Regions from separate parts of the Mus musculus genome. Here all the other regions are linked to region 4. Evidence: chromatin loops called from intact Hi-C (ENCODE). Cell type or tissue: gastrocnemius. All regions are shown on one strand. Region 1 holds the start of Dnpep (aspartyl aminopeptidase). Region 2 overlaps Ihh (Indian hedgehog). Region 3 holds the start of Atg9a (autophagy related 9A). Region 4 overlaps Ptprn (protein tyrosine phosphatase, receptor type, N). Region 5 overlaps Asic4 (acid-sensing (proton-gated) ion channel family member 4).

What was found. Peaks named below come from ENCODE experiments on the same cell type or tissue, not always from the same donor. Only the 100,000 strongest peaks of a DNase experiment are listed, where the experiment ranks them.
Region 1: a loop joins it to region 4, with 2.4 times the contacts of the local background. A loop is called at or near these places in 10 of 42 quality-filtered maps.
Region 2: it touches region 4 in a loop (3.0-fold over the local background); 10 of 42 quality-filtered maps call a loop at or near these places.
Region 3: a loop joins it to region 4, with 8 times the contacts of the local background. A loop is called at or near these places in 10 of 42 quality-filtered maps.
Region 5: it touches region 4 in a loop (4-fold over the local background); 2 of 42 quality-filtered maps call a loop at or near these places.

Annotation. Positions count from the first base shown.
Region 1 is chr1:75,315,758-75,320,757 of GRCm38, forward strand. It overlaps Dnpep (aspartyl aminopeptidase), which reads right to left and starts at 1,260. Exons shown (of 15, transcript NM_016878.4): 1 at 1,134-1,260; 2 at 953-1,046; 3 at 784-872; 4 at 573-686; 5 at 188-313. The coding sequence starts at 1,046. In gastrocnemius, CTCF peaks have their summits at 1,344 and 2,312; DNase peaks (open chromatin) are centred at 316, 622, 1,343, 1,833 and 1 more place; H3K4me3 peaks cover 1,995 bases; H3K27ac peaks cover 2,412 bases.
Region 2 is chr1:74,944,295-74,949,294 of GRCm38, forward strand. It overlaps Ihh (Indian hedgehog), which reads right to left. Exons shown (of 3, transcript NM_010544.3): 2 at 4,010-4,271; 3 at 1,021-2,453. The coding sequence ends at 1,795. Among named protein-coding and RNA genes, the nearest start is that of Ihh, 4.9 kb to the right of the region's middle. In gastrocnemius, no CTCF peak of the experiment used is centred here; DNase peaks (open chromatin) are centred at 2,296, 3,911, 4,193 and 4,738; H3K4me3 peaks cover 1,197 bases.
Region 3 is chr1:75,189,148-75,194,147 of GRCm38, forward strand. It overlaps Atg9a (autophagy related 9A), which reads right to left and starts at 2,863. Exons shown (of 16, transcript NM_001288612.1): 1 at 2,677-2,863; 2 at 1,676-1,733; 3 at 1,156-1,287; 4 at 965-1,008; 5 at 416-480. The coding sequence starts at 1,258. It overlaps Ankzf1 (ankyrin repeat and zinc finger domain containing 1), which reads left to right and starts at 3,013. Exons shown (of 13, transcript NM_026187.5): 1 at 3,013-3,530. The coding sequence starts at 3,305. In gastrocnemius, a CTCF peak has its summit at 2,621; DNase peaks (open chromatin) are centred at 2,905 and 3,425; H3K4me3 peaks cover 3,239 bases; H3K27ac peaks cover 2,728 bases.
Region 4 is chr1:75,249,741-75,254,740 of GRCm38, forward strand. It overlaps Ptprn (protein tyrosine phosphatase, receptor type, N), which reads right to left. Exons shown (of 23, transcript NM_008985.3): 12 at 4,845-4,909; 13 at 4,183-4,401; 14 at 3,520-3,720; 15 at 3,272-3,419; 16 at 3,031-3,104; 17 at 2,728-2,805; 18 at 2,516-2,635; 19 at 2,011-2,177. Among named protein-coding and RNA genes, the nearest start is that of Ptprn, 12 kb to the right of the region's middle. In gastrocnemius, CTCF peaks have their summits at 2,067 (motif pointing left) and 3,419 (motif pointing right); DNase peaks (open chromatin) are centred at 929, 2,030, 3,519, 4,320 and 1 more place; H3K4me3 peaks cover 592 bases; H3K27ac peaks cover 702 bases.
Region 5 is chr1:75,464,998-75,469,997 of GRCm38, forward strand. It overlaps Asic4 (acid-sensing (proton-gated) ion channel family member 4), which reads left to right. Exons shown (of 10, transcript NM_183022.3): 2 at 4,114-4,258; 3 at 4,360-4,487; 4 at 4,674-4,836. Among named protein-coding and RNA genes, the nearest start is that of Gm32506, 8.0 kb to the left of the region's middle. In gastrocnemius, a CTCF peak has its summit at 2,810 (motif pointing left); a DNase peak (open chromatin) is centred at 2,779; H3K4me3 peaks cover 231 bases; H3K27ac peaks cover 927 bases.

The DNA of each region.
Region 1 (5,000 bases), 66 kb after region 4:
AACCGGCCAGGTCAGAACTGGGCACCTCCCAAATCCAGCTGATAAAATCCCTTACTAAACCCAGAATAATCATGTCCCCTCTTCCCCACGAGGACTCTTCACTGGTACACTTAAGAAATGGGAAGACATTCAAGCTTCAGGCTGCCGGAAGTGAGAGCCTCCCCAGTTCCTAGCCCCTCGATACCACCTTGATAATGACGCGTCCAGCCAAGGTCAGGTCCCGGTCGAACCATGTGCTCCAGATCCCACCGCCGTAGGTCTCAACACCGACCTGGTGGTAGCCCACCTGGCTTCGGCGCGATTTGCGTTTCACCTGAGCGTAAGAATGAGAAAAAAGGGAATGTCTGAAAGACAACATCTGGAAGGGAGACTCAGGCAGTAAGTTATACAGAGCAGATAGCACATCAGTTGACAGCTGAAAGTGTATGTGGGGAACATGAGAGCATGGGGCGGGTCTACCTTCTTCCCGGGACCTTGGGATAGGGCCTTGCAAACTCTACCTCCAGGATCTCTTCTTCCCAACCGCCCCCCCCCACACCTCCCTTCAGTCCAAACAAGTCCTAACTTCTTACCCTGAGACAGGGACTGTCCGTGTGGGCCCCAATGAGGCTGAAGCCATTGCCAGGAACATACTGGCCCCCCACAGCAAAAGCAATGATGGAGGAGGAGTTTCTGGTTAAGAAGTACTGGGGGAGAGAGTTGAAAGACAGGGGCGTGAGTTGCTTTATGATCCGGGACACAGGCCTTTGCAATAGTGTCTGCCCCCACGCTATCCCTTAGTACCTTGTTTTCTGGTACGATATCCCAGCCCTCTGTTTCCTTGAGTTCACGGAAGCCAGCCTGGAGGAGGCGGCTGCGGCACTCAGCCACGACTGTAGGAAAAGGGCTCTCTCAGCGATGGAAGTTGGTCAAGTCACTCCCACTCCTAGCCTCCCTAACCCTGGTCACCTACCGTGGAAAGGAGAGGGACTCCGGTTCACGAACTTCAGGAGCTCTCGGGCTGTGGCCTGGATGGCCTCTTTCCGAGCCCTGCCGTTCATAGCCATCTACAGGGAGAAGTGGAGAGTTCAGGTGGCTGCCGGGTCTAGGATCCCTCTTTCAGCCCCCTAGAAATGAGAGCCCCAAGGCTCAACCTCTGCTTCCGAGGACTTCACTGGCGACAGATGTGGATTCCTAGCTCGATCGCTCTCGGCTCAAAGGTTCAGTCCCAGGGCAAGAGGACCTCCACCCAGTTTTGTCCCTGGAGTACAGGATCGGAAAGGCCCGCCCCCTAATCAGATAATCCACGCCCCGCCCAGCTAGGAAATCCCGCCTCCAAGAGGACCTCAAAGCTGGAAAGGCCACTAGCCGGCGCGCCACCGTGTCCGGAATCAAAGCACCACTACACCTGTCCCTTAGCCCCGTCAGTCACTAGACAGCCCTTCCGGCTCCGGGAAGGTCAGGCCACCTCGGAGGGTTTCAGTTTTACTTTGAAACCGGAGTACGCCCGTGTCAGCGCCGCCTTAAGCTTAGCTCCGAAAGGGCGCGCGGCCTGCCACCGAGCCGAAGTGGAGGCGGGACCGGCAACAGCAACACACCTGCATAGCCCCACCGCACTCCGCTCCAGGAGCCGGACTCCGGCCCGCCCCTGACGCTCCGCTCCTCCCTCCCGGATCAGGCCTCGCCTTCGCCGAGCTGTGGGCTCCGCCTCTCGTCAGGCCGCACCGGGACTCCGCCTCTACCAGGCCTCGCCCCGCCCCCGCTGCTCCGCGAGCTCCGCCCCTGTCAGGCCTCGGTCGGGTTCCGCCCCCTCCCGCTACTCGCTCAGCTCCCGTCAGGCCTGGTTCCAAACACGCTGACTGCTCTGTGCCAGTCAGGCCGCGTCCCGCCCTCACTACTCCGAGAGCTCCGCCCCTGTCAGGACGCGTTCCGGTTCCGCTCCCGCCTCACCGACCCGCCTTCCTCCAATCAGGCTGCGTTCTAACCACGTGGACTAGTCAGCTCCAGTCACACCGCGCCCCGCCCCACTGTTCCACTAGCTTTGCCCCGTTAGGAGCCACGTCTCATGACCCGCCCTCATTGCGCCACTAGCTCCGCCCCGTCACGCCTACTCTCCAGACCTTGTCTCCGCTGTCCGGGCTTCCTTGGCAGGCCCCGCCCCTGATGCCTCTCTCGCCCCGCCTCCATCAAGTCGAGTCCTCCAGGCGTTGACCCCCCCCCCTCCGCCCTTTCCTTTGTCAGCGGCCTCGAAGCCGCTGCGAGGCGTTCCGCTCCTGGAGCACCCTCAGGCAGGACGGCCCACCGCGGCGGCGGCAGCGCGCTCTAGCGCCCCGGTGGTGTTAGCACAGCCGCTGACTTCCATGAGTTTATGTTATGATAAACGTTATCGTATGTAATTCTCACAATTTTACTGTCAGCATTTTGTAGACAACGGAATTATGAGAGTAATCTGTCTCTAGTTACAAATGGATGGCACAGCTGGGCTTATGACTCCATAAATTAGTGTGCAGAGCCTAGAACAACTGCAAGAGACTTTCGTAGGCTTTTTTCTATCCTCTTTGGTTAAATGTTATGCTACTTAGTAGGTCTCAGAGGAACACAGAAGTCAGTGACCTTTTCAACACAGCTGTTTGGGTGGCCCTGAGGTTTGATTCTGATACTCATGATTTTTTTTTTCTTTCAGACAGGATTTCAGTTTTGTTCAGGCTTTTCCAGAGCTCACTATGTAGCCCAGGCTGGCCTCAAATCCATGGCAATCCTGCCTCAGTCTTGCAATTGTTGGAGATACAGGCATGAGCCGCCCCTACTGGCTCTTTCTACTCCTTAAAGCAGTTGAGGGGGGCAATTCCAATATTATGTTTCCATGTCAAGAATGTTGAATAGCAATCTTAAAACTCATCCATACATCGATGGATCAGGACTCTTGTGGCTTTGAGGTTCAAAACAGAGTCGACCTACCATGAGTGTAAAAATAGTCTTTCCAGGGATCACAGGTCTCTGGGGTGGGGGTGGGGGGCATCTGTTGCTTTTATACTTGGGATGGAAATGAACAGGGATAGATTCTGGAAAGGTCCTGCCACCCTCACTTCAAAGGGGGCAGTTTCAAGATCCGTTCAGTGGGTGACAGACTACATCTGTGTAGCTTCTTAATCATCCTTTAGATATCATTGTATCCCTACTCATTTGTACAGTTAATTAATTACTCATTAATAATTATGTAAGTCGCATTATGTATGAAGCTGAGTGCTAAGTGGACCATGGGAAGGATGTTCTCATCTGTTCTCTAAGGTCTGGTTACGTGGGGGAGGGGCTACATTCTAAGCTACTGATAGCTAAAACAGGGTATGGTTCTCCATATGAGTGGGTTCTGCATCGTTGAATCCAACTAAGTATTTGGGGTCCTGTGTATTAACTAAGCAGAAAGTACAGACATATTTTAAAAGTAGTATTTATGAGAGCGAGAGATGCTATTAAACTCCAAGTCATGAACATATGAAAGCCCGTCTCATGTCAACCTAGGAAATGTGAGTTTAAAATGATGTTCTGTTTTAATTGATGAGGTAAACAAAACCGGAAACGCTTGGCGATGTCAGGCATTGAAAAAGGCTTGGGGTAACACTTGCCTTTACACTCGATGTTCTGAAATGTAAATATTCCATATGGCTGTTTTCAAGCTATGAACGTGATGCCACTAGAGCTAGACACGGATTTGGGAAGAGTTGTACAGAAAAGCAAGCCACTGTGTGTGCTTCTGCCCGGCAGATGCACTGGACATAAGTAACCTGTACAGCAGAAAGTTTAAAATGTGGTACGATAGTGGAAAAGCTGATGGTTTTAAATTTTAACTGTCTCTGCAATATAATTTGCTTAATTGTACCATAATGCTTTGAGGATTGCTGCGGTTAACAACAGGGTCACCGAATCCTTGGGAATCTCACAGTCAGTTCTCATGAACTGGTGCAGGTCAGTACTCCACCCACACTCACCATCCTTGCTATGAAACATACTGCCAATGAAATACCAGACTGGGGGCTGGAGAGATGGCTCAGTGATTAGAGCGCACTGAGCTGCACAGGGACTGTCCCTCCAGCTTTGCTATGTCACCTCTGGCATCAGGCTGTGATAGTAGTTGCTTTGCAGAAACTTGAAGTCACTTTTGCTAAAAACATGGACTCATCCTTTGGACTTGTACTTCAGATTTTTGAATGGGTCAAAAGTCTTGGCACATCTTTCTTTCATATTGTCCCTGTCCCTGTAGGAGCCTATAAGGTGGAAGGAGAGAACTGACTTCTGAAAATTGTCATCTGCCCTCATGTTTGCCCTGGCATGAGCAAGTCCACACTCACACACACACACACACAAACCCATCACACACACACACATACATACACACACACACACATACACACACACACATATACACACACATATACACACACACATACGCACACTCACACACACACATACACACACACACACTCACACATACACACACACATACACACACACATACATACACACATACATACACACACACACACACACACACACTTTTAAATTGTCTAAGACTATAGTGCTGGATTAGTGCGGCCTGTCGCCATTACGGCTGTGTTGAGTATCTTATACCCTGCCCTTTTCCTCTCCAAACAGCTCAAGCACCTGCACTTCCTCAGCCTCATCAGGACGTTCAGACTAAATGAAGGGGCCAGGACATTTGTGTGACAATGAGTGACTTGGTGGTTCCTGGGTTAAGTCACTACACATTAGCCTGCAAGCCACAAGACCAGAATGTTTGTGCCCAAGAAGGAAAAGATCTTTTGAAATCTTTCCCATGACCAATGGGCAATTACTAAGCCTTAATCCATTCCAGGAAAATCAATGAAACTTTGCTGCTTGCTTCTGTTCAGCGAGCAGCAGCCTGATCTCCCTTTCAATCACTGCTCAGCATATTGCTCTGGCTCACATGAAGTTGGCTGACTCAGTCTGAAGCTATAGTAAAGATGCCCTGCTTGTCTGTCTTG
Region 2 (5,000 bases), 310 kb before region 4:
GGCTAAGGAACATTGATTTGTATTGTTTTTCTGATCTCCCTGCTTTTCCCTGGACATCATTGCCTACTGCTCAGTTGTGCAGGAAAATGTGCCTTAGGTTGGAGGAACTGAAAATGAAGGATGCTATTCTGTCTTGGCAACAAACTGGGTCTTCTCTAAACATAGCAACACTGGTGTGCTTTGGATAGGAAATGTCCCCTCTCCCATGAAAGCCTTGTCCCAGATAGTAGCACTAACATCTTCAATGAGCTTATAACTGAACAGGCTGTGAGAAGGTGGGACCCAACTGTAAGAAGTAGGTGGCCAGAGGCATGCTTCTGAAGGGTAGATCTTGACCCTAGGATCTTCTGCTCTCTGTTTCCCAGATGTCATGAGGGGATCAGTGGGGCTGTCAGGCCACAGAATGGAACCTCAAAGACCCTAAGACGAGAGAAATTGTTTCTCTTGTTTTTCTCAAGTTTTGCTTTTTTTGTTTTGTTTTGTTTTGTTTGTTTGTTTGTTTTCTGGTGACAAAAAGCCAACTGGCACCCACGGACCATTCGCCATGTTTGGGATATTTATAAAAATTAATTACTGGGCTTCCCTTTAGAACTATGAAGTCAGAAGCCTGTGAACAAGCTTCCCAGGGAATTCTGATGGCTGACAGTTACTAGATTATGGACCAGGACCACTGACATACTCAAGAAGTCAGAAGGAGCCACTGAGAGACATGAATTCCATAGAATCTTTTCTTTTTCATACTTTAGTTCATTACCAATAGAAAAGAGTCTAGAACCCAGGCCCTGAGAAGGCTCAGGGGAAACAGGAGAGACAACTCTCACTGGGACACAGTACCATGGCTCTGGGTGTGTGCAGTGACGATGGACCTCTGCTCTGTCTCTCACACAGCCATGCTGAGAGAATTATGCGATAGCACCACCCCAGTCTCATCTGCCAGGTGAGGAAGGGCCTGTAGGGACATTTGTCTCATGACTGTAGTGACCTGTATATTGGAACTGCTCAGTAGGTTGGATTCCAGGGTTCTAACAACTTAAATAATTTTTATTACAAAAGAAAGACCAAAACATTCCCAAAATTCTCCCATGGATTTCCCCCTCCATGCAAATAAATAGGGTGAAGGAGACAGACTGGAGGAGGAGGAGGTGGGGGTGTGGTTTAGCAGGGGAAGGAGCTTAGCCTGGGCAGGGGTGGCAAGGCCCCTTCCCCAGTCCCAGGTAGTAGGGTCACATTGCCCGGATCAGAGACTCCGCCCATTGACAGCAAAGGCTCAGGAGGCTGGAGGAGTGTGGCCTGCAGGGAAGGTCATGTTTCGGGATGTCCAGGCTGGCTGTGGTCTTTCAGTTCTGGGAGGCAATGAGTCCAGCCAGCTCCCTGCTGGCTTCAAGGGAATCTAGCAGCATCGACTGAGGTGCAAGCCCATCTACGGGCAGCCTCTCTTCATACTGTGATCAGTTGCCAACAGTAAAGTCACAATCCCAGGCCCCGAGAAACATTGGAGTAAGCAGTCCAAAGACAGATGGAATGCGTGTGAAGAATCGCAGCCAGAGCTAGCTGGGTCTTACGGTCTCTAGGAAAAGAGAGCCTACCACACGCTTGTCAGCTCAGTTCACAGCTCTACACCAAGATGAAGGTTCGGGGCCCAGCAAACCTGGTCAAGTCTCAATGGTGTCTCCACTCTGGCACAGAGGACGGAGACAACCTCAGGCCAGGTGCCTTCCAGGGCCAGAGCCTTCCTGGTGAGGAGGCCTTTGGATCCAGCACAGCAGTTCCAGGAGGGCAGTGGTTAGAGTCCCTTCAGCTTCCTGCCCCAGACATGCCCAGTGGATGGAAGGTGCTCTCTTCTAGCAAGAGACGCCCCAGGCGGTAGAGCATCTGAGGGTACCAGTGAACACCCTCACTTGGGGTCCAGCTGCCCCATGCCAAACTGGGAAACAGTCGCAGGGGCCAGAAGGCCAACTGAGCCAGATGGTGGTCAGCCACAGCTGCAAAGCAGGAGGCCACCACATCCTCCACCACAAGTGTCCCATGCCTTGTGAGAGGAGCATAGGACCCAAGGGCCACGTGGGTGGAGACAGCTGCCACCCGAGCAGGCTGGAGGCCTGGTACCCCTGATACCAGCACATATTGGCCTGGTTGCACATGGCTGGCAAATGTGGCCCGGAAGTGGGCTGCTGGTTCTGTATGATTGTCCGCAATGAAGAGCAGGTGGGCAGGCGTGAGCGCCAGCCGACGCGGAGGATCCTGAGTCTCGATGACCTGGAAAGCTCTCAGCCGGTTTGGCTCGCGGTCCAGGAAAATAAGCACATCACTGAAGGTGGGGGTCCCATCCTCCCCCATGGCCAGCACCCGGTCTCCTGGCTTTACAGCTGACAGGGCCACACGCTCCCCGTTCTCTAGGCGCACCTGGGCTCCGGCAGGAAAGCAGCCACCTGTCTTGGCAGCGGCCGAATGCTCTGTAGGTAGAAGGGACATGAAGGTGTTACTGCTGGATGCTTACTCTCAGACACAGTGTCCCGCCCCTAGTACCCTAACCCAGGAGAGCTTCTCTTGCTTTCAGATACCCCCCATCACTATACCCCACTCTTTGATAACCCACCACCAACCCATAGCTTGATCCTCTGCCCTTCTTCTCTCTAGCCCAAACCCTAGCCACTGAGAGGAACACACAGGGGCTGGAGCACCAGATGATGTCCCCACTAGATTCTGTCGTGAATTCCAGAGGCTGGAGGTCAGCAAAGCTGCTACTGTGACCTGAACCCAAGAGAGCCTTGTGGAAATAGAGAAGCTGGCTTAGCTTTGCTAGGGTCTGTTCTACCACTTGATCAAATACCTCCAAGAAATGGCCCTCCCAGAGTGGCATTCTAAGGACTGTGACAGAGCTGACCCGTGGAAAAAACAGGCTCCTGAAGCATCCCCAGATCGAGTGCTCAGGGGGTGGGGCAACGACAAGGACAAAGCCCATCATTTTCAGTTCATATGTTGGTCCCTTATGCGGGGGGGGGGGGGGGCGGGGGCGGACATAGTGGCGTCAGATGGTGGAATGGAGGTCAGCGTTTGGAGTCAGGAGTAATGAACAGGATGGGCCACTTGGCGAGCTGACCTTTGGACCGGTGTTTATAGATGAAGTGGGTATGATTTTAGGTACACACAGTTGGAAGGGTCAGGTTGTGGGTGGGGGTAGTAGGTAGGATCACCCTTGTGAAACCCGGGGGAATCAAAAATACCCCCCCAAAAAAGTCTAGTGTGCCAGTCTTTGAGTGCAACTACTATATAGTCCTATGTAGAGGGGGTGTGCAGTCGAGTGGGACCCACAGAACCATGTGAAGCATTTGTGAGTGGGTTAAGTGTAAGTGACAGGGACACTGGTGAGACTGGGGATGAGGGGCAAGGCTCCAGTGCCTGCCAGTTCTGATCAACAAGGCGGCCAATCTGGGAAAAATCCACTTTATTGAGTCCATTTACCTCCAAAATGTCCAGCTTTGGGGCTCTGGGGAGGAGATTGGGGACGCCTGCGCCCCTCTGGGAGGCCTGACCTGCATTTGCGTGGTAGATTCTGAAACTCTAGGCTTCTGGTCGGGCACTCTGATGTCTAGACACACTCTGGCCCCTAGCCCCATCATGCCTTGTTCTGCATGGGCCTGGATCGGGGACAGTGGTGCCTGCCAACCTGGCTTCCTTCATCTCTTCAACTTGTTCTGTCTTGCACTTCCTGTGGCAGTCTCTGGGCTGTGGACCACCAGGTCAGCACTCAGTGGTTCGGGAAATAGGCCCTGTCTCTCTAGGCTCCTGCCGGGACACTACCGGACATGGGAGGAGCAAGCAGTCCAAAGCAGCTGCAGGGAGCGCTGCCGCCGCCGCCGCCGCCGCCGCCTCGGAAATCCTCTTCCCTCGGGTCCCCGCCTCCATCCCCCGGAGGCCATCTTCTCCTTGGCCCTAGCGGGCTTTGCGCTGCCTGCCCACTCCCTGCGGCCCCGGCCCCGGGCCCAGCCCCCCGGCAGCAGCGGCTCACCAGACTTGACAGAGCAATGCACGTGGGCCTTGGACTCGTAATACACCCAGTCGAAGCCGGCCTCCACTGCTAAGCGCGCCAGCAGTCCATACTTATTTCGGTCACGGTCTGAGGTGGTGATATCCACCGCGCGGCCCTCATAGTGTAAAGACTCCTCTGAGTGATGGCCATCTTCATCCCAGCCTTCGGTCACCCGCAGTTTCACACCAGGCCACTGGTTCATGACAGAGATGGCCAGTGAGTTCAGACGGTCCTTGCAGCGCTGTGGAGGGGAACGAAGTTCGAAGTTAGGGAAAGGAAGCCACCCGGTGGGGAGCAGGTGACAGAAGATTCGACAGCACTCATGGGACTTGGAAAACTTGGAAGGACCTCTGCCCTTTTCCCTTAGGAGTAGAGGACTCTAAATGTGTTCTCCCAGTCTAGCAGCTTTGAGTCCCCAGGGACCTAGGCCACACAGTGGCGCCACGGATCTGGAGGACGCATGGAGTCATGAACTCTCAGGGGACTCTTCTCCAGTCTGTGGAGATCCACTTGGCTCCCTGTCACTTGCTTGGCGTTTGGATTCGCCACAAGGGTAGCTATGCTTTTCCAGGGCCCGGTTGCTCGGTTTTACCTAGGCATCAAGGTGGGTTGTCTGTCACGAGGGAGGAAATTTTAACAGCCTGCGGGCTGGCCTGCTGGGCATGCAAGGCCAAAGGTGCCCAGTAGGTGTCACCGCAGCCTCAGAGCTGAGGCCACCAGACACCGAGCCCTGCCAGTACGGCAGGTGCAGACCCAACAGCGGCCCGGATCTGGGGGTGGGGGTGAGGGTTGGTAGAAATTTCTAGTTCTTCTTAGATTCCGCCAGCAAGTGACACGAAACGTTCCCGTTGGAACCTTCTTTTGAACCCACACCTGCCTATGCTTAGCTGGAGACACCTCAGGCAGAGAGCCAGTCCCCCTCCTCTCTGACTTGGACACAGGGAGACCCCCTAGAAGGGACCTGTAAACT
Region 3 (5,000 bases), 61 kb before region 4:
ACCTCCTGACTGAACCATATATATCTATCTTCCTATAGTCTTGGTGAAATGACTAAGTTGTAAACTCTTGTTATGAAAGAGATAGGGCGCTGGGCGTGGTGGTATACACCTTTAATCCCAGCACTCAATCCCAGGCAGAGGAAGGTGGATCTCTGAGTTCAAGGCCAGCCTGGTGTACAGAGTGAGTTCCAGGACAGCCAGGGCTACACAGAGAAACCCTGTCTCAAAAAACCAAAAGAGATAAGACCTAGGTAGTTCTTACAAGAGGCAAGGCTATAGGTTTAAATGTTATACCTGGGCCTGAGACATAAAGGTCTGCAGAGTTTAGGGCCTAGGATTGTGTTGCCTTGGCAGGTGCAAAAAGAAAGACCAGAAGGATTCTTTTACCACAGCATGAATCCCTTCGTATACTTACATGAGTTCAAACATCTCTCCAATGAGCATACATGTGAAGCCATTCTTCTGGTGGAGATTATAAACGTGTAAGTGTTAAGAAAAAGTGGCCGGTAAGCAAAAGACACCTAAGAATACAGACTTTGATGTCCTCACACTCCCAAGCTGAAGTCCTGGCTCTAGAACTCTCCGGAGTGTGATCTTTAACAGGTCACTTCCCTAAGCTTTGCCCACAGTGGCAAACTGATAATAGCCATTGCTACCTCTTAGGGTTATTGGGTCTAGGAGCATGCATTCAAAGTATTCAGCACTGAAATGACAGAGTCGAAAGGCATTATTACCATTAACAACTTACACCCTTAGAAAAGCTCTTCATAAAGTAACACAAGTACATAGAGCTCTCAGCTAATATGAGGTATCACTACTTTTAGCAATCGTTATTTCAATATGAGTTTCATTTCCCTTTCCATGGACCGGAGTGGAACGCATCCCTGTTTCCCATCAGAGACCTCCCTCGCTCAGAGACAGGCTAAAAGGTGGAAGAGCTCCAAAGCAGAGACACAAAGGATATTCGAGAGAAGAAGAGGTCAAGGTTTTCAATGTGGTGCCAAGGTGCTGTGGACACAGGAGCAGAGATGTCAGCTCCCTGAAGTGGCTATTCTCCCCCCCCAGCCTCCCCCCTCCGCTTGCCCTGCTCACTCAGGGTTCCTCCAGCAACTTCCGCCCATGCCCCTGCTCTAGCTGTCATGTCCCAAAACTCACATTTGCTCCCCTCGGCCACATGCACCAACAGGTCCTCTTCCCCGGGGGGCGAATCGCTATAGGAGGCCTCTAGGCGCTGGTATTCAGTGTCAAACTGTGCCATCACCACAGCCCCCTGTCCACCTTGTTAACCTGCCAGTGAAGAGAACCCGGATCAGATCCAGGCACTGTCTCCTTGCTGTCCTGCCCACCAGGCCAGAGGGAATGAGAAAGGGATTTGTTTTTTCCCACTAGCATCCTTGACTCAGAAGCAGTACAGGGATAATATAGCCCAAGAAGCACAGCTAAGCTTGGGACTTAAGGGGGCCTTCACCCTGGTCCTGAATCCCAGAACCTTTTGCTGGCTTAGCTACTATGCCAGAATCTGCCCCTCTGGTATGGGGTGAGTTGTTTCATTTTCTGTCCAATGAAGAGAAAGTTTCCTCCCCTGCCCCTCCTGGAAACCCTGGTCTCTCTAGAGACTAACAGTTTGAAAGCATGTTTTTGTAAACAAAGGTTTAAGATAAGCACATGGTCCTACCAGCTCCATGGACAGTTTCTGCTACACGTCAGTCCTGGGTGCCCTGGTTGGACAGCTGCTGGAGGAAAAGGTGTCAGGCTTCAAAGAATGGAGAGTTGGGACAGAAAAAAATCCAACCCTCCCACCGGTCCAAGCCCCCACTAAGGAGGGCAGAGAGATGGGGAAGAGACACTTTGCCAGTTGTGTCAGATGTCCCCTGTTGTTCTATGTAGAACCATTCATCTACTTTGAGGATACCAGGGAGTAACTAAACTCTCTGACCCAGTGCAGAGTGAGTCAGTACAGGTCCGAATCCAAACAGCCCTTTGGGACTGTTTTACCTCTGGTCTACCTCAACTTTAGAAATCAGACATGCTTTTCGGGGTCCAGAAAACCCCGAATGGGAGTCTTCTCAAGATTTTTCTGGACAATCCCTTCTGCTTCCCTAGCATCAGAGACGTAGGCAGGCATGGCTTTTGGATCAGAATTTTCCAGTCCATGTAGACTCCGGATCCCGCTTGAATAAGTGGGTTCCCTGGGTGCCTAGTGCCAGGTGGGGTCAAGGTGGTATGGTATACTCCCAATCAGTAAAGACTCTGGGGATGGTGGATCTTGGTCCGACCTGGTCCCAGAGGGAGTCCCTTGGTTAATAATAAGAGGTGTGTGCCTCTGGAAACACACTCACCTGGTCAGTGTAGACCCAGGGCCCATGGATCTCCCCAGGAAGGGCCTGTGCCCAGGGGTGTCTGTGGATGGTGGAGGGGTCGAGCCAGATCTACAGCTGAAATCCCTGGTGGGCTGGGATGCCTCCCCAATCCCAGCCACCTAGACCTGAGCACAGGGCGCCCCAGGGTCGCCCGGCCCCAGGCCGGGGGCTAGGCTCCCAACAGCGGACAACCCGGCGCGCGGCCCCGGCGCACGCGCGCTCCCCTGGCCGCGCGCGCCCTCTATCAAAACATTCTAGCTGCGCGCCCCCGGCCCGCCCGCCGCTCCCCTGCCCCCGTTACGCATTACAAGCTCACTTGGGGCTCAGTGGGCATCCCTGGCCAGCTTGGGCCTGGGTCTGGAGATTCCAGTTACCAGCCTCGCGTGTCACCGCAGGAACCGGGATCCAGGGGATTCCAGAAGCCGGGTCTGTTCTGCTGGGCTCTGCCAGACCCGGAGCTCTAGGCCCTCCGTCTGTCATTCACTGTCACCCGCAGCCAGTCTGGCCAATGAAAAAAGTGGGTGGAGACATGGTGGCCAATTCTTAGCCCAGGGGGCAGGACGGAAGGCTGAAGGCGGGTCTTGGAGAGCAGAAGACCAATAGTGTGCTCTACGTGATGAGGGGCTGGGCTACGGGCGCGGCAGTGTGTCCCCTTCGCCTCTCCGTAGCCGCCGAATTGTTGTGGTGTTGCAGAAATCCAGTTTTCGAACGTGGTCTTGCGTGTGGCTCGGCTCTCGGGACATTAGGGGAGGCTTCTGAGGGAGGGTCGAGTGACGAGGCTTGGTGTCGGTGCTAGTAGTTCCGTTGGGTAGACTCTGACTGGTAACTCCTGGACTCGAATTGGGTCTTGGTGCTCTCCATTTCACTCCTGAAGATCCTCACGTATTTACCGCAGAACTGATTTGTGGGAGCGGGTAAAGGCTGAAGGGCATTTCTGCGTGGGGATGGCCAAACCGGCTGGCGATGCGGCAGTAGGATCTCGTTCTGGAGAGTTGTTTCTGCCCTCCGTTTCTTCTTCAGCCACGTCGCCAGCTCCAAGTGCAGCCTCAGCCCCTGCCTCCGTTTCCCTGTTGTCCCTCAACGGGGAAGCTCCACTCATTCGGGGCCTGAGCCTGGTGAGCCAAGCTCCTGGGGAGGCTCTGGCCTGGGCGCCGCGTACTTCCTGTCCAGGTATCCGGGTTGCTTTGGGGTGGACCTATGAGGAACGTCACAGGGTTCCGTGAAGTCTATTAACACGGAAGACTTACATCGTGATTTCCCAATTTAGGAATCCACACTGACTTTATGTTGGTCGGCTTTTTCTTTCCTCAATATATTTCAGCCTTGGGTTGTTTATACAGGGCTGGCCCATAAATTGTCACCATAAAGGTTTCTAGCTATTGTTTATATCTCGTTACATTAATACCACTGCTTTTAAAACACCTTTCCTAGGTCTATTTCAAATCGAAGTAGACTCCAGTCAGATATATTCCCTTTTGCTAAATATAGAATAATTTACTGATTTTCTACACTAGTTTGTCTTCGGCTGTGTTTTCTTGCACTTTTTTAGGTTGTCCACTGCAACTGGGAGTTATAAGATGTGAACATCCATTTAGGAACTGGTTTTATATGGTTAAAAATAAATTTAATCTGGGAGTTGTTAATACCCACCTGTAACCCTAGCACTTAGGAATCTGAGGCAAGAAGGAGACGTGGGACTTTAAGAAAAACCTAGACTGTACAGTGTACAGGTCTGGATTCCATCCCCAGTGCGGCAGAAGTATTTTAGGGCTTACTAGGAAGGGGGCTAAAGGGACCTTTCAGACACTGTGATGTACACCTTTCCTAGGTTTTGGTTAGGTATCAAGATGTGATAAAGACCATTCCTGGACTTGTTTTCCTGGGTGTGTGCTTGCTTAAACTCAGAGAGACCGCTATGTACACCCACAAGTTCACTTTTAAGAGCAAGGGGTTGCCCATTAACCATATCAGTGGGGATGTTGTGTTTTGTTTTGTTTTTGAGATAGGGTCTTACTGCGTAGCCTTGGTTGGCCTGGAACTCACTATGTAGACCAGGCTGACCTCTAACTCATAAGACATCTGTCTGCCTCTGCCGAGCTGCATCACCACGTCCAGCTTCAGTTAAGTTTGATGTAAAGGGATAGAAGTACTTCTAGAGTTAGCCTTAACTGTGTATCTGAGGATTTGGAAGACATGGATTCAGGAATTATTTTCCTGATTGATGGCTCAGTTTTGATAATTTACCCTTGTTAGAAGGTTCCTCAGATGTGTTGGGTAGCACTCAATAGACTGAAAAAGGAGCTGCGGGCCGGATGCAGTTCAGTGGTACAGGACATGCTTAGGATGTAGGAGATCATAAAGACCCTACATCAGAAAGAAGACTGAACCTAGTGCCATTTGTTTTCTACAAGATTTCCCTAAACAGCCCACGTTGATAACTCAACTGTAATATTAACGTTTACACGTGTCTTTCCAAGTGTATTTATTGTACGGAATAGTCACTGTATCGTTTATTTCATGATTGCCAGAGTGTAAATTCTTGGAAGGCAAGGTCATGCCATCTTTTTCTTCTGTATTATCAGGTATTCAGTATAGTCCTGGGTACTGTAGGTTCACTGTGGTTTGGATATAATCCCTTTC
Region 4 (5,000 bases):
CATGCAGTGACCCTACAGTGACTCTACCAGGGGCAAGGACCCTACAGTGACTCTATAAGGGACAGTGACCCTACAGTGACTCTATCAGGGGCTTTGCTAGTACTTTTCCTTTTTTATAGATTTGGGGTCAAGCCAAGGCTTCATCCATATTATCACCAAAATGTTTACTTAAGTGGGGAAGAATTGAGAGGAGTAAAGGCAGGGGAAACTGTAGTCAAGATAAATTATAAAATAATCCAGTTTCAATAAAAGGGAGGGGAGAATTTCACACACACACACACACACACACACACACACACACCACATATGAAGAGGGGCTGAAGAAATGACTCAGCGGTTAAGAGCACTGACTGCTCTTCCAGAGGTCTTTGAGTTCAACTCCCAGCAACCACATGGTGGCTCACAACCATCTGTAATGGGGTCTGATACCCTCTTCTGATGTGTCTGAAGAGAACGACAGTGTACTCAAATCTTTAAAACTTTTACTTTAAAAATATTAACATTATTACTTATTATTCAGTAGTAAGGACTGAACCCAGGGTCTTGTGAAAGTTTTCAACCACTGAGTTACGTCCCCAGCCCCTTTTCACTATTTATTGGACAGGGCCTAACTAAGCTGTTCAGATTGGCCTTGAACTTGCAGATCTCCTGCCTCAGCCTCCTGCACAGCTGGAGTTACAGGTGCGTGCCATCTCTGCTGACATTTTTAAATGTGGGTGGAAACATGGAAATAATTTAATACTCTGACATCACTTTCAAAATGTGCCTCAGGTTGCACGATAGTCAGAAATCAGTCATCCTGGAGTTCAGAAACTACCAAGGTCCCCACCTCAACTCTTGCCCCTCTGCCTGGCACTGGAGATCCAGGCCAACTTGGCACAAGTCAGAGGAACAGATGGTTTCAGTATAGAGGCTTCCCTGCCACCTGTGTGTGAATGGCAAGGGATGCTGGGTGTTGTGTTACAGCAGGCTACTCCCTCTGCTAGTGTTTGCTTCAGCACCCTCCCCCTCCCCCTCCAAACTCCCTGCAGGGTAATCTTGGTCTCTTTCTACATTCCTGCCCCAGTTCTCGGAGCAGCCCTCAGGCTAGTCCCTTCTTGACCAGCCCGCCTGCCTGTTCCATCCATGGGGTTGCCACACCTGCCAATGACCACTTAGGTGGCTGTTCAACTGAAGTGAGACTATCAGCAGAGATCACAAAAATAAATAAATGATGCTGGCAGCCATGAGACTGAGGGGGAGAGGGAGAGACAGAAGGGAGAGGTGCAGAGGGAGAAATGAAGACAGAAAGGGGGGGCGGGGAGAGTGATGGAGATGCAGAGAAGAGGGAAAGGAAGGGGAAGAAAGAGCACTTGGGAGGCAGAGGCAGGTGGATTTCTGAGTTCCTAGACAGACTGGTCTACAGAGTGAGTTCCTGGACAGCCAGGGCTATCAGGACTATATAGAGAAACCCTGTCTTGTAAAACCAAAAAAAAAAAAAAAAAAAAAAAAAAGAAAAAAAGAAAAAAGAGAGAAAGAAAGAAAAAGGAAAGAAAAAAAAAAAAAGAAAAAGAGAAATAAGAAATAGAGGCAGAAAGACAGTAAGAAAGATGAGGATGGAAGCTAGAAGCTGGACAGGAGAGAGTGAAAGAGCAAGCCAGCACAGAGCTGAGGCCCAGAAGGGCAAGGCAGGAGGCAAAGCAGGGCCCCTGCAGGAGAGGAGCCCCTGCAGGAGAGGAGAGGGGAACCCCCGCCTCCAGGGACACACACACACACACACACACACACACACACACACACACACACACACACACACATTGGCTCCAGGCCAGCTAAGGAGCCAGATGGTGAAATGGCGGAGTGAGAATGCGGGTGTGAGAAAGGGCACCAGGGTAGGGTAGGACGGCCAAACTGTCAGTACTGGTTTGGGGATGGGAGGCTGGTGGTAGGGACAGAGATCAAGGGCGAGGCTCCAGGCCAGACCTTGTCCCCCAGTAAGAGCTCATGGGTGGCAGCTGGCAGCTTGCTCACCTGCGGAAGTCCAGCAGCGGCCGGGTGGAGGCCGGAGTGCCCTCTGCCGGCCAGCTGAGGAAGTGGAACTGAGTGAGCGTGCGCGTCTCCTGGGTCTGCAGGTTCTTAAGGTAGAAGCTCCGCACCAGGAAGTCCTCGCACCAGATGTGCTCCGACACCAGGTTCACCTGTCAGATATCGGGCACGGTCTGAGCACAGGTGCGCACGCGCTCCGCTCCAGTCCTCACCCTCCTGCTCCCCAAGCAGTGCAAATGTTAAATATTTCGGGAGGTTAAAGGCGGTAATTTCAGTCTTTGGATATTTATTTTCCCTGTCTTACATACGCATGGCTCAGAGTCCCTACAAATGCTTTTTGGTGCTAGACAGAATATACAAGCTTTCATGTATGTATGTATGTATGTATGTATGTATGTATGATGTGTGTGTATGCATGCATGAACCTATACATATACACATTCATATTTTAAAATGTCACCATTTACCCCTTACTGTTGGGTACTCTGACCTCATAGACGTGGTAGAGGGAAGATCCTTCATCCGGCCAGTAGCGGTCACACTGTTTGACACCGTCCTCCACCAACGGGGTCAGCATAACGATGACAGTGCAGCCACTCTCCCACACCATCTAAGGACAGAGATCCAGGTAAGCGGCCCTCTACGTTCCCTGGCTCTGGCAGGCTTCAGGGGCCTCAGGAAAACCCCTCTCCAAGCGTGCACCTGCCAGAAGTCCGCGATGGTGTGGGACAGTGGTCCCTGTGTGGCTATGTAGGCCGGCATCCGAGGGTCATGCTCGATCTAAGGGCAGAGAGGATATGTCATGAGCCAGAATGAGAAGGGCCAGCTTGGAGTGAGGCTTGGTCAAGAGTGGGCCAGGGTGTGGGGGAGGCTGAGATGCCTAAGTTCGAGGACATGGGCTCTACAGTTTCAGGGCTTGGCTGGAGTAAGAGATGACTACGGGGGATGGAATAAAGAGGAGCAGTGCTGATGGGCAGAATCAGTGTGGGAATCGGAGCTGCTCACGATGGGGCTGGCGTTGATGTAATCACTCCGAGAAGGGCTGCTCTCCACTTTCAGCTTGATTCGGGCATGGTCATCTGCACAGAACTCACAAATGACCTTCTGGCCCCAGGACTCTGCCACCCAGCCCGAACCAGGAGCCCCACTCCTCCCCATCCCCTACTCCCCACCCTCCACCTCCCACCCCCAGCCTCGAACTGCTCCTAGCAGAGTGTGGGGCCAAGTTGGCCCACGACTCGCTTACAGGGTAGGAAGTCAGGATGGCGGTTCTTCTTGATGTTGCTCTCATCCTGTGCGGCGGCACAGGTGTTTGGCTCTGCTTGGTAGGCGCACAGAGCCTGCCACTCCTTGGCCAACCGGTCCCGGTTCCGAAGGTGATCCTCCATGTATGCCTGTAGGGGGCACCACAGCCCGGCTCTGGGCCACACTGCCCGTCCTGCCTCTCCTGCTATGCTGTTCCCTCCCCACTTTAGGCCTGGGCCCTTTCCTGACCAGAATCATGTGTCCTGTGGAGATGTCCATGTTGGCCTGGGCGGGCTCCTCGCACCAAGATGGTGTGCTGCTGTGGGAACTGGGGCTGGCCTGGGCCGCGTCGCTGAACTGGGAGGACACACTGCTCACCCTAGAAGGCTCTGGCTGACCCTCCGCCCGGTTAAACAGGGACTTTGTGGCCATGTGCTGGCGACACAGGTCCTGCAGAGGAAGGATTGGGTGAGGGTGGGGGTCCTTAGAATCCCTCTACAAGGTTTCTAAGCCACAGGCTGGAGCTTAGTGGTCCTGCAGGCTTAGCGCTTGCCCAATGTGCGGAGTTCAGTTCCCAGCTCTCCAAACAAACAATGCCTTAGGCTTTGTCTCTGATCAACGGGATGAGTAAGATCTGTCTTTCGCCCTCATTCTTTTCTGCCTTGGTGCATATGACAACCTCAGATACCACAAAGTAGAATCCCAGAATCATATTCCTGGGAGGCATCTCCAGAGCCAACTATTCCCAGCCCATATTCATCTAAAAAGTATGTCCCAACACCCCTTCCAGGACCTTTCCATCCTTTACCCAGACAGGACCTCTCATTCTGCCCACATCCTTACTCCACACAAGACTGGGTCACTCGAGCCCCTTGTAGGTCCTTCCCTCCATGAGCTTCTATAGTTTCACACCTGGTACTCAAAAGTAGTGTCACCATGGGCCCCCTCCGGCCCCAGCGCTGCCAGGCGCTCCTTATCCCGCTGTCTCGAATGATGGCGCATACACAAGGCCACTGCCAAAGCCACTAGCAGCCCAGCGACGCCTGCCAGGGCCACTAGAGTAAGCAGCACTGAGCGCATGGGAGATATGCCATGGGCTTGTCGGGGAAGGACTTCAGCTGCTTCCTCCCTCTGTGGGAACAAAACCAGAATCAGAGGGATGGTTGCGGGGAGACTGGGCCTTGACTCCTACTTAGGCCACCTCTAGGGACAAAGCTGTGACAGGCAGGGGTATGAAGGTAACAGGCAGAAGGGCATACAGCTTCCTTCCAAATCCACAATGGACCAATTCAAGAGCTAGAGACTTTGGGTGATCCCACCAGAAGGATTTCCATAGAAACAGAAAAAAAGATGTCATGAAAAGGATGATATAGCTTTAAGAATGGTCCTTCAGGAAAGCGCCACTGCGCCATCTGTTGGTCAAAATGAGAACTACACAGAGACGGGCTGCATGGGGAAAGAAGGCTGGTGAGCCTAGTGAACTTTCAACCCTTTAAGTTCCTGTTCTTGCCTCCTCTCTTGTGTGCAGAGTCAGACCTACGAGGGCTTTGACAGATTCTACAGTTAGTGCTTACCTGTCCCACCCCTGTCTGCAAAATCTGGAGCCCTGTCTGCGCTTCCAGTTCAGACTTCACCAGCCCTGCAGGAAGGGTGCAAGCCAGGCTCTTTTCAGCCCTATGTGGGCTGGAAATAGTTTAGGGAAGGATCAGCACAGGAATCAAGGCTGGGGT
Region 5 (5,000 bases), 220 kb after region 4:
GAAGAAGCTCTGGGCTGTGCTGCCACCAGAATTGTACCACTTAGGAGCCGGTGGCTGGCTCCACCATCACTGCCTGGGCCAAAGACTGTCTCCAGGGCAACGACCTGCTCTTCTCAGCAGTGGGGCCTGACCCAAGCTGTGCAGGTGGCCCAGTCCTGCCAGTCTGGCCTGTCCAGTCTCCATAGAGTGTCCTTTGGACCTGGGCTACTTTCACTCACTGTCTATGTCACGCATTGTCCCTTCTCCAGTATACTTCACCTGCACATTTGCCAGGTAATCAACTCCCAAGTCAGGGCTAAGTTCCACCCTGTAGGGGGCTCGCACTGCCCAATAGCATGTGTCTGTGTGCACACACTGAAACATAACATACATCTACAGTGCAGTTCCACCAAGGGCTAGGAGCCTCCAACCATCTTTCATCCACTGAGCCCGCAGCAGGTATCTCGTAAGTCCTGATTATGCTGTATACAGCGTTCCACCCTGTCCAAATCTCTGCAGCTCTTCGCTCGCTGTGCACGCTTAGCCACTTTCCCTTTCTGAGCATCAATCACTTCATCCGTCCCAGGGGGCAACAGTGATCACCTCATGGGGCTTGTGTGAAAGGGTTCAAGGAGAAGATCTATCAAAGGCACTTCTCAAAGGGCCCGAGACACGTACTCATGTGTGAAATTCTAAAAGGAAAGAAGAAAGAAAGAAGGAGAGAGAGAGAGAGAGAGAGAAAAAGACAGAAAGAAAGAAAGAAAGAAAGAAAGAAAGAAAGAAAGAAAGAAAGAAAGAAAGAAAGAAAGAAGGAAAGAAAGAAAGGAAGGAAGAAAGAAAGATTTGACCTGGGACAAAAAAGAGGATGTCTGATGATGCCTTTCTCCTGTTCTCTGCCCCTTGTTCTGCTAAGCAGGAAGTAGGACTCGAGGCTTCAGGGAGTTGAAAACTTGTGAGTGAGGCTAAGCTTTGGAGGCCGTGGCAGACACAGTCATGTGAGCAACACAAACCCGGGGTTCCCTCACGTCGCTTGGGCCTCATTTAGCCTCTCAACTCAAGCATGCACTCCAAACAGGCTGAGTTGGCAGGAATGGATTCCAGCATCTTCTCGGCCTGAAACAGGAGGATGTTGGGCACTCACTTGTATGTTTCCTGTATCTGCCTTTCCCACACCGCTAGAGATCCAGGAGGTTTGCATCCCGTGTACTTCAGGTTCCTCTCTCTCCAGGCATGTCTTGAGAGCCCGTGACTAGGCCCAAGCTGTCTTGCTTGACTCTGGTTTGGCCTCTAGTTATTCTCAGTTTCAGCACCAGACATGGAACCTAGGACTTCCCCAACATAGGCAATCCCTCCACCTCTGAGCTAGACCCATGACCCTCTACTTTCTGAGACAGGTTCACTAAGTGGCTAGAGCTAACCTTGAACTCAGTTTGCAGCCCAGACAGGCCATGAATTCTAGTCCTCTTGCATTGGTCCAGAGCTTCTGGGATTACAGGCTTGTGCCACCATGCCTTCCTTGTTCATCTAGAACTTTCTACTTACTGTGCAGTCCACAGATCAGCAGATTTGTAAAAAAAGCAGAATTTCATTCTCAGGAGTCCGTCTACTTCCATGTATTAAACCAGAACCAGCACGTTACAAAGGGGATCTGGGTACAAATTGGCATTTGAGGAGCACCGATCTTGGAGACCTCTGCAAACTGGTCCAGTTCTCTGAGCTTCTGTCTCCTCGTCTATGGAATGAGGATAGTAATACTGCCCTTGGGGGCAGTTGTGATGATTCCATTAGACTGAGCACCCGGCCTAACATGCTCTAAGATGTCTGTGATGCCCACTCCTGCTCTCAGGGACATGCAGTGATGGAGGGTACAGGCGGAGATGGGGTTGGGATGAGACTAGAACCCAGAAGCTGTGAAGGACTGGTGAGGAAGGGAAAGACAAATGACCTTGGGAGGATGGGGCTGAAGAATGGAGCTGAAGGGAAAGAGGAACCAAGGAAAGAAGTTCCAGTGTGAGGCACAGTCCGTCTTTTTCCATCCTGAGGCAGAAGCTGGGTAGGTTTGGGTTGGAAGGATGCTAACAATGAATGATGGGAGTATCGGGGAGCTTAGCCTTCCACTCTGAAGCTGTGCGGCTTCATTAGAGTCACCTCACCTCTCTGAGCTCAGTTTCCTTCTCTGGAACCAAGGTCGTCAAACACACCTGAAGTCAGAGGCACCGGGTGGATGACACAGCGTAGCAGTGGATGTTTTCATGTTTTGTAAATGTCAAGGTGCCTGCTATGCGTATTTTGTTGTTGTTTCAGAAATCAGTTTGGGTAAAGGCTGTACTGGGGAGGAGGTGTGTGTGTGTAGAAGAAAGGTTGGTGAAGCTGCAAGTAACCAACTCACCAGAGGAGGGAGGACAGAACCTTACCCTCAAAGTGTCCCTGGTGTTCCCCTTAGGTTGCTTCAGAACTCCATGTCCCAGTCCCACCCTCTGCTCAGCCTCTGGCTCTCACTTTCCCGCTGCAGCCAAGTCTAAGGAGATCTTTTCCCTCCAAGTCACTTCAGGTTCCTTTCCCAGCTTTTACAGTGTGAACACGTTGCCAAGAAAAGGGGTGGGGATAATGTTGGAGCTCACGGACCCCTCGCTGGCTCTGCCTGTGATGGGTTTGACCCAGGGCCACATCCCTGTGGGGTGAGTTGGGAGGGGTGGAGGAGCAACGACTAGAATCCGCCTCTTTCTTTCTCAGTAGCTCTCCCACTCCAGCTGTTCAGTGACTCCAGGCAGTCACGAAAATCCCCAGTCCGGGCCCGTGCCTTCATCTTTGGGACACCAGCGCCATCTGGTGTCCTTTGGAGAGAATGCTGGTCGTGGAGACATGAGCCGGGCTTTAGATAGTAAAGGTTTATAAGGTGTCCCCACGATGGGACAAATGCATGGAACAACATTCAGGCCCCCTGCTTCTGTACAGCTTGCTCTCCAGTGGGGGACGTGGGCAATGGGCAGTAAAATGGGTAGATGAGCGGAGGAGCAAGGTCTGAGGCTTACAGGGGAAGCAGGACAGCTGGCTCTGCCGCTCCCAGAGACGGAGCAACAACTAAGGCCAGAGGTGAACACAAGGATTGGATGTTTGAGTCACAGAGTCAGGAGTGGAAAGGGAGGGAGGAAGAGGGCCAGGGCCACACTGAAGGGCGACTTTAACGCTAAGGAAAGTGTCTGACTTTATTCTCTAGGAAACGAGAAGCTGTCACTGTTTAGTTTCACTTAAAAATAACTTTTGTTGGGGCTGGAAGGATGGCTCTGTTGATGAAGGACTTGCTGTGTAAGAAATAGGACTCTGCTTTCCAACATCCATGTAAAAATCTGTGCACTGGGGAGAGAGAGAGAGAGAGAGAGAGAGAGAGAGAGAGAGAGAGAGAGAGAGATCCCAGTGCTAGGGAGGCAGAGATGAGAGCATCCTTAGAGCTCACTGGCCAGCCAGCCTAGCCAAACGGATGATCTCCATGTTCAGTGGAAGGTTCTGTCTCCAAAAGTAACGGAGAGAATGATTGAGGGAGATACTGGGCATTAATCTCTGGCCTCCCCCGCATGTAAACACGCACACATGCACAAAGAATAAAATAAGCTTTATTGTGTATACTTGAGTTTTACAACATGATGTGTGCACTACAGAGACTAGAATCTGGCAGGGGACTTGGTTGGTTTGAGTGTTTTGACTGCTGTGTGGAAAACAGAGGAAAGGAATGGATGAAGGGAGCCCGAGGAGGTAGACCATTTTAGAATTGTTTTGGGAGTGGGGGAGATGCAGACTTTAAGGATCCTTACTCAAAAGACCCTAAGTAGCAATAGGAGGACCCTTTACTCAGGAAAGGGAGAGCAGGATTGATAGGATAGCAAGAGTTCTGAGCCTGGTGTGGTGGTGAATCTCTGTACTCCCAGCTCTTGGGTGGTTAAAGCAGGAGGATTGGGAATTCAAGGCCGGCTACACAGGGAGTTCTTGTAGCTACACAGTGTAGCAAATCTTGGGCAGGGGAATTTCTGGGTTACTGCAAGGCCCTGGGGAGGAGCAGATCCAATCTCAACTACACAGTAAAAACCTGCCAAAAAAATATTAAGAGTTCTGTGTCTGCTGTGTTCTTTCTCCCTCCAGGTCTATACTCGCTATGGGAAGTGTTACACCTTTAATGCAGATCCTCAGAGTTCACTGCCCAGTAGGGCAGGCGGCATGGGTAGTGGCCTGGAGATCATGCTAGACATCCAGCAGGAGGAATACCTACCCATATGGAGGGAGACAAGTATGCAGGCGGGAAGGGGATAAGGGCCAGCTCAGGGATGGGGCCTGGGCTCGGCTCTACCCCTGAAGGGGGGTCTGAAGCCTCTCATCTCTGCTGTGCAGACGAGACGTCATTCGAGGCAGGGATCCGGGTGCAGATCCACAGCCAGGAGGAGCCGCCCTACATCCACCAGCTGGGGTTTGGCGTGTCCCCAGGCTTCCAGACTTTTGTGTCCTGCCAGGAACAGCGGGTGAGCATCCCCAGCTAGGCCTAGGCTGGGCACAGGGCAACTCACTGCTTAAAGGGATGCTGGCCACATCTGCCTGGCAGATACTCAGTCTGCCAGCCCCATGGCCCTGGCTGGGGCTATTGACACTGGAGGACTGGCCCTGATGGACACGCTTGGCCTTGACCTTGTCATGCCCCATCTCTGCAGCTAACTTATCTGCCCCAGCCTTGGGGCAACTGCCGGGCGGAAAGCGAGCTCAGGGAGCCTGAGCTTCAGGGCTACTCAGCCTATAGTGTGTCTGCCTGCCGACTGCGCTGTGAGAAGGAGGCCGTGCTTCAGCGCTGCCACTGCCGGATGGTGCACATGCCAGGTGGGCACCTCCAGCCAGTCTTTGGTGCCACTCTTCTGAGCTCCCGAACTTCCAGGAGGCAGAGATGCATGCGTACCACATGTACACGCATCTACACGCATGAGCGTGTGCTCATGTGTATGTCTGGATACTTACACATGGGTTCGTATACTTGGGAGCGCATA